3 separate regions of the Mus musculus genome follow, and regions 1 and 3 are each linked to region 2. The links are chromatin loops, found by intact Hi-C in ENCODE. Cell type or tissue: heart. All regions are shown on one strand. Region 1 overlaps Elf4 (E74-like factor 4 (ets domain transcription factor)). Region 2 overlaps Bcorl1 (BCL6 co-repressor-like 1). Region 3 overlaps Elf4 (E74-like factor 4 (ets domain transcription factor)).

Evidence for each region. Hi-C counts contacts between places; a loop is a spot of excess contacts. Peaks named below come from ENCODE experiments on the same cell type or tissue, not always from the same donor. Only the 100,000 strongest peaks of a DNase experiment are listed, where the experiment ranks them.
Region 1: a loop joins it to region 2, with 2.0 times the contacts of the local background. A loop is called at or near these places in 4 of 42 quality-filtered maps.
Region 3: it touches region 2 in a loop (2.9-fold over the local background); 4 of 42 quality-filtered maps call a loop at or near these places.

The regions. Positions count from the first base shown.
Region 1 is chrX:48,416,490-48,418,989 of GRCm38, reverse strand. Elf4 (E74-like factor 4 (ets domain transcription factor)) reads left to right here. Exons shown (of 9, transcript NM_001381876.1): 6 at 752-835; 7 at 927-1,119; 8 at 1,966-2,343. Among named protein-coding and RNA genes, the nearest start is that of Elf4, 37 kb to the left of the region's middle. In heart, no CTCF peak of the experiment used is centred here; no DNase peak of the experiment used is centred here.
Region 2 is chrX:48,343,830-48,346,329 of GRCm38, reverse strand. The region is part of intron 2 of Bcorl1 (BCL6 co-repressor-like 1); the gene reads right to left. Among named protein-coding and RNA genes, the nearest start is that of Bcorl1, 3.7 kb to the right of the region's middle. In heart, no CTCF peak of the experiment used is centred here; DNase peaks (open chromatin) are centred at 769 and 1,429; H3K4me3 peaks cover 2,500 bases; H3K27ac peaks cover 2,231 bases; H3K27me3 peaks cover 1,222 bases.
Region 3 is chrX:48,409,182-48,411,681 of GRCm38, reverse strand. Elf4 (E74-like factor 4 (ets domain transcription factor)) reads left to right here. Exons shown (of 9, transcript NM_001381876.1): 9 at 1-632. Among named protein-coding and RNA genes, the nearest start is that of Elf4, 44 kb to the left of the region's middle. In heart, a CTCF peak has its summit at 1,355 (motif pointing right); a DNase peak (open chromatin) is centred at 1,421; H3K4me3 peaks cover 927 bases; H3K27ac peaks cover 542 bases.

The sequences.
Region 1 (2,500 bases), 73 kb before region 2:
ATATGTGCATCTTCTGTGTGGGGAGCCTTGGGGGGACTGGGAGGCCCCAAGCCTGAGTGGTTCGAGGCTTGCAGATACATTAAGGTGCTATCTCTTTGGTCCAGCAGGGATGGACAAAAGGTTCCTCTTCTGAACGTCTTGGCTTCCTTAGGTGTTCTTCCCAAAGCCAGCCTTCCTCTCACACTGCTTCTATCTATCCAGAGCATTCATAAACTCCTCTAGCTATGCCAGTATTCCCAGTTGATTGGATTCTAGGGTAGGTGTTGGGACAGCAGGCATAGACTCCTGGCTAGTTCCTGGACTTTGGGGGCCCTCCCTTATAAAAATGAGTCATGCTGTATGCTTATCTAGCTTCTATTGCGTTTATGAACAAGGCCATCTATGCAAGGACTTTGGACTTTCCCAAGCTCCTGTGTTATTGATTTACTTAGGAGATGGCTGCTTGATGCTGCCTTACCAGCATGCCTCCTCATATCTCTGTACCACACTGATCGACTCCACAGCAACACCTTTAGGCTATCTCCCATTTCAAAAGTTAGATCAAGAATGTCTGGCCTAGCTGTTCACCTGAACTTTGGAATCTAAAGGTCTCTCATTTGCAAATCTCTCATCTCCTCATGTGGTAGCCTTGATGTGGTATAGATACTTCTTGGCTGTTGCCGTGGGGAAGGATTAGACTCCCAGCTTACTGATCTGGCTTGCCTAGCTAACTTTGACTTCAGCTTTCTGCTTACCTGCCTTTTCTTCACAGACCGAAAGACCAAGAACAACCGAAGTACCTCACCTGTCACTGACCCTAGCATGCCTATACGGAAGAAATCCAAAGATGGCAAAGGTATAGCTGGCTTTCAGGTGAGGTGGGCAGGGTGCCCCCTTAATTTAATTTCAGAAGCCTAAGCAGCCCTTCACTACCTCTCCCTCTGCAGGCAGCACCATTTATCTGTGGGAGTTCCTCCTGGCTCTTCTGCAAGACAGAAACACCTGCCCCAAGTACATTAAGTGGACGCAGAGAGAGAAGGGCATCTTCAAGTTGGTGGACTCCAAGGCTGTGTCCAAGCTGTGGGGCAAGCAGAAAAACAAACCTGACATGAACTACGAGACCATGGGGCGAGCCCTGAGGTAGGAGTTGCTGGGACACAGAATTTCTTCCCCAAGGGATCACTAAGATCTTCCTGTGCCCAAGGAGGCTCTCCCACTTGAAGGAAGACCTGATTGGTCCCCTCTAGGAAATGGCTCTAACATTTCCCTTTTCTTTCACAAGCCCTCTTTAGCATCTCTTTGTTGAAGGGTAGTTTAGCTCCACAGACACCCAAAACATTTCTACAGAGGGCTTTTGTCACATTTTTGGAAGCCAGAGATGGCGTTGAGTTGTCCCCGAGATGCATCCTTGGGCCTCTACCCTCTGTCCCTGCACGCCCTTTTCTTTTCTTTTCTTTCTTTCTTTCTTTCTTTCTTTCTTTCTTTCTTTCTTTCTTTCTTTCTTTCTTTCTTTCTATTTATGAGCACACTGTAGCTGTTTCCAGACACACCAGAAGAGGGCATCAGATCCCATTACAGAAGGCTGTGAGCCACCATGTGGTTGCTAGGAATTGAACTCTGGACCTCCAGAAGAGCAGTCAGTGCTCTTAACCGCTGAGCCATCTCTCCAGCCTGCTTACACCCCTTTTCACTCTTCACCTACTACTCACTGTCCTTAGTCCCAAAGCAATATGGGATTGACATTGAATACCCCTTTTTTGTACATCTGATAGACTGTAGTAACTTTTAAAATGTCATAAATGGCCCTTTGTGTCTGAGAGTTGGCTATTTTTTCCCAGCCCCACCGTCTCCTGGACTGTCCCTGTTCAGTCCACCTGAGTCCCGTGCTTGCCCAGCCTTAGAAAGTAGCATATTGAACAAATGGAACGACAGAGCCTCCTTACTCAACCTCTGATAAACCCACCAATCCCCTTCTTGTCCCTCCAGATATTATTATCAAAGAGGAATCCTGGCCAAAGTGGAAGGGCAGAGGCTGGTATACCAGTTCAAGGAGATGCCTAAGGACTTGGTGGTGATTGATGATGAAGAAGAGAGCCCTGAGACACCAGAAGACTCTTCCCAGGCCTCGACTTCCTCCACACCCTCGACCAGTACCATCCGGAGAGCCAGCTCCAGGGTCGGAACCAGAGCCTCCCCCGAGGACAAGGATAACCCTCCCTGGGAGAAGCCAAAAGTCCAACACACTGGTCTCCAGCCATCTGCAAGCCTGGAGTTAGGATTGTCTGTGGATGAGGAGGTTCCCACCACCTCCACCATGCTTGCCAGCCCACTACAGAGCCAGGCCAGGCTCACCAAAACTGTGAGGTAGGAGCATCCTAGCAATCGCAGTCTTCCTTTAGTCCTTCCTGTTGACTATAGGGGGTCAGTGGTCAGGTTCCTGTGAAGCTCTGCTGCATTTCCAGTTTTGTGGGGTCTTCACAGAACCCCTAAGAAGCAAGCAGGGCACTTGTTGGTCAAGAGG
Region 2 (2,500 bases):
AAACGTTTCTGCAGTGTGATTCCGAGAAATAGTCTTCTAAGTTGAAAGACGCATGGGACTAACACTTGAAGCCTTCGAGTGTACCCCAGAAGTCTGACCAAAGCTATCTGCAGCTGCCCTCTACCCAGTGTCATAGGAACGACCTCCAAATCGCCTTGAGAGTATTCATCTGTGCCTTGCTTCACAAGCCCCCTTCCCACGGGCATGCAAAGAGCCCCCAAAACGCTGGGCTGGAAGAATGCTCGCCAACTGAAGCCTGTCCTGACTGTCTACTCTAGAAACCAGCAAGAATAAGAAAGTATCACCACGTCGACAGTTTGATCAGGCAACCTTGAAATTTTCAAAACAATACAACAAAAACACAGTGCTTCTAATGGGGAGAGGAGGGGAAGCTTGAGCGGAACAGAAGGGCACCCCCAACGGCCTGTGGTGTTGGGCCTCCTGGGTTTGCAGCGTGCTTCCCTCCCGCCTTTCCCCTCAACCACATCTTTCGATACAACAATCTCCTGCACCTCCATAACACGAAAACCCCAGCCTTGGTGCCGCCGGCTCCTCCCAGCCTTGCCCGGACGTCCCTCTGGCCCAGCCTTCCTCTCCACGGGACCCCGGCGAGGAGGGCCCCCTCCACCGTCCAGTTCACCCCTCTATCCCTTTCCTGGCTTCTGGGCGCCCCCACAAGGCTCCGTCCCGAAGCCGAACCTCCGGGAGCCAAGCCCACGAGGCCCGTCGCGGGACCCACCCCCCCCCCTTCCTTCTCCCAGCACCTCGTCCTCCACGCACCGGGCCCCCGGGGCTCCTCTTCGTCGTCGTCCTAGCTCGTACCGCCCCCCGTCGGGGACTCCACCCCCAGCCTGCCCCCGCCCGCAGAAAGCCCCCCTCCCCACCGCGCGCCGCCTGCGCCCTCTGCCCCGGCACGGGACTCTCTTTGGCCTCGGTTCCCCGCCCAGAAGCGGCGGCGGCGGCGGCAGCAACGGCGGCGGCGGCCCTAGCAGGAGCGGCGGCGGCGGCGGCAGCGGCAGCAGCGCCGCCCGGGCCCCGCCCCGCCGCCCGCCGGAGCCCCACGCCCCGCCCGCCCGCCCCGCCGCCGGACTACTCCCCCCCGAAGACCACCACTAAGCCCCCCCACTCCCTGGCCACGATCCGCTTGAATCCAGCTCCGCTGGGCCTGCTGTCCATTCCTCACGCCCCTTATGAAGCAGGGTGGGGGAACCCTGGGGTTCGCGGCCATCCCTCTCCCTCCCTCTCCAAGGGCCAGGGGATTGCCCCTGATCCCGAAATCCGGCCCCGTAACCGGAGCCTCCCTCCTTTCCAGCCCTCTGCTTTCCTCCCAGACCCCTAGCCTCCAGGCCTGGCGCGAAGCGGGTTGAGGGCTTGCAAGCCAGCTGGGTCTCCCACCAGGCTTGCCGGGGCCAGTATGAATTGCCCCCATCTCATCCTTCTTCAATTTGAGCACCCTCCCCGCCTCGCCTGGCCCGGTAGCCCCCGCCCCTAGAGCGAGGGCAGCGGAGCTTGGGCGCTCCGAAGTCATCCCCCGCCTTTTTTCCAGGGACTCGGATAATTGCCCCTGCCCCCATCACAGCACTCCCACTCCCGAACCCAGGCCCCGCCGCCACCTAGGGGTACCCCTTACCCTACGGTTCCTGCACCCCTGAAAAGAGGAGAAAGCAACCCCGAGAGAGCTCCCGTCGCACCTCCACCTCTAAGGTTGGAGGGCATTTTCTCCCGGTCTCTTCAAGACTTCATCACGGACACCACCACCCCCCCCAAAAAATAACAAGCCCTTTTTCGCCCTGCCCTGTTGGCCAGGTTCCCTTCGGATCGTCGGATCCTTGGATGGATCAGGGTTTGGGGCCAGGTACTTCCAAGACCATAGCCTCCACCTCCTTTTCTGTTCAGTGGGGTAATTCCTATGGTTACCCCCCCCGCCCCAGGATCTACAGACCCCCGTTTCCATGGAGACCCCCGCCCAGCCGAGGGGAAGACTCTCTTGGATCCTGGTGAACAAGTCTCACCTGGCTAAAAGAGAAGGAGGTCGAGAAGGGGATAGGGCAGGGCAGGGATGGGGTACGAAGGTGGAAGTGGAGGGGAGCTGTCCCGAAGGGAGGGGCGAGGACAGAGAGAGCTCCCGAGAGCTCTACGTCCGGGGACACGAAGAGGACGGCGCCCCCGGGGGGCAAGCTGAGAAGCTAAGGGAAGAGGAACGGACAGGGTTGGGGAAAGGCTTAGGATAGAAAGAAGCGGGTGGGGGAATACGAAAAAGCCAGGGAGTCAAAAGGGGTGGAGGGGTTGGGGGAGAGAGAAAAAAGACGCACCTGTTCCCGGGTCGGCTCCGCAGGGAGGCTCAGGCCGCCACCCGAGCTCCCTCTCACCCTCTTTGAACCACCACCCGCCTAACACTGCCGGCATCCGATGCCCCCCTCCGCCCCTTATCGCTACCGACCTCCTTCTCCTCTCACGGCGGCGGCGGTCGGACTCTAGGAACTGAGAGGAAGAAGGGAGG
Region 3 (2,500 bases), 65 kb before region 2:
CCAGTTACTGTTTGATCTGATGAGAGCTGGGAAGCAAACTTTTGAGGTAGCTGACCGCCGTCCTCCCCTCTCGCTTAGGCAGTTACTCCAGGTGCTTCACTGCCCAGTGCTGCCCCCCCCCCCCACAGGACCACCTCACCCTCTATCTTAACATCAAAAATTTGTATTACTTTCAACATCCCTCTGATCCTAAAGACAACTTCTTGTTCAGTTTCTTCCTTACCCAGAGTGTTAAACTAGCTAACCGGTTAACTAACCCTTGCTGACAAGCGTTCTGCAAGAGGCTTACAGGAGAACCTCAGGAGACAGATTTCCTTGAACCAGAGTCAGGTGGCAGCAATCCCCCTGCTTTTGTGATGGCCTGCCTAATGGAGTCAGGAGTCAAGTGATGGTCCTCACGTCCCAGCGGCTGATATGTGACTCCCTCCTCCTGGCTCCCACAGCACTTTGTATATACCTCTTATTGTAGCACATTGTATGTAGTTCTTTGATTGTGTTCATGTACGGTTTCCCTTCAACAGACTGTGAGCTCCTCCAGAGCAGGAGCTGTGTGCTAGTCAGTGATGTATCCCCAGCACCTAGCCACAGTGCCTGATACACAGTAGGTGCTCAATAAATGTTTATTGAAAGGCTGAAGGTGTTCAGATTCCAATTGTGGGACCTTCTGCCTTACCTGGGGGGCGGGCAGGAAGAGGACAAGTAGGTCATTCCATGCTCAGGAGCTAATAATCATGGTGGTTTTGTAATTTTGGTGTCATTTTTAAAGGTCGTGATGGGACGGTCTCATGTAGCCCAGGCTATGTGACCAAGCATGATCTCCCCCATTCTGAGATTACAGACATTCGTTGCCACACCCCTCCCATCCCCGCGCCTTATTTCGGGCTGAAGACTGAATCCAGGGCTTCCTGTATGCTGGATAGATACTCTATCAACTGAGCTACATCCCCAGCCTGGACCACAGCCCACCCATCATAACATTTCAGGCAGCTACTCCCTTTACCCACGTGTTTATCTATCATTGGGTTCGCCTGGCGCTTAGAGCTGCTTTCAACTTCAACTATGCTGTGTTGATAGGCGACTCCCAAACAACTGCCACTGCCTCCCTTCCAAGTGACTGCACTCAGCACTATATCCTTATCCCTCGGTGGGACTGAGGTAGAAATGTCACTCCCATCCTTGGACGGGAACAGTCAAATTTGTCTGCCGGTCATGAGCTTGCTGACTGCACTCAGAAAGGCAGTTACCTAGAGCTTTGAAGACTCTGGACCCAGGGTGAGCAAGCTCTTTGGGCTCCCAGTTGCAGCCAGCAGCCTCCAAGCGCTTCTGCCCTGTGCGCCGGGCATGGAAGCCAATATCCAGCAGGTGGCGCTGTGGAGCCGGAGATGGTGGGCCAGCCAGGCGGAGCCCGGGAGGGAGGGGCGGCCAGGGCGTGGCTCGCCGCTCCCAGAAGAGCAGACTAAGCGGGCGTCTTCCTGTCCCTTGGAAGTGTTCCCTGATTCTCAACTTCTGGGCGGCTTTGGTTTCCGCCGACAATCTCCCTGGCTTTGAAGCTTCAAACTTTCTCCTCGGTCCCCTTCCCTCTCCAAGAGTTCAGCAGTCCGCAGAATGTCGCCTTCCCATTGGCCAACCGTTCCCTGGCCCCGCCCCCCGCCCCCGTCTCTAGTACCTGTAGGTGAGCTAGTGGCGACTGGGCTCTCTGGCTCGCTGCGGGCTCCCTAAAGCCGCTAAAGCACGCTCCAGGCCATCGCCAACCTCTAGACAGGTCCTGGACCCGATGCTCCCTCTCCTTAGCCTGCCTTTAGCAACACTTTCACGCGCCACCGCTTTCTCCCTTGAAATGGGAGAATAATCGAGGCATCTGTTACAACCATTTGCCTGCACCTGGAGGAGACACACACACACACACACACACACACACACACACACCCCGAGCCTGGGAGGAGCACTCACCCAGCGGCCAGCCCTCCTGATAGTGGAAACTGCCACTGTAAGGGGGGACACAGGGCTAGGCCTGCTCCCCTTCTTAATCTACCAGGTCTGCCTGAACATTTGGCAGCTCTTCCCTACCCAACACAGCAAAAGAAAAGCTTCCGTGTCAGCCTTGATCTTTATAACCTGACAATAGTCTCCAGCTACTGTATGGGTCAAAGAACGCATAAGCATGAAATGTGAAAGTGCTGTTGACTCTTCTCTCTCCTCCAAGCCTCTACTCACATTGTGCCCTCATTCCAAACACCATTCCCTGGCATCTATTTATATTTAAGTATGCACCGCTCACTACCTCTCCCGTGCCATCTGCTCCAAGCATCCAGGTGCCCTTGCCCAGCCCTTTGAGCTCCCACGGCATTTGGGGCCTATCTGAATACTGTTAATCTCAACAGGGCTTCTGTAACCTCCTGACTTGTCTGACTTCTGAACCGCATTTCCTTTTTGTTCTTTTGAGACAAGGTCTCACCTATGTAGCCTGGGCTGACCTCAAGCCCCTGCCTCTGTTATTCAG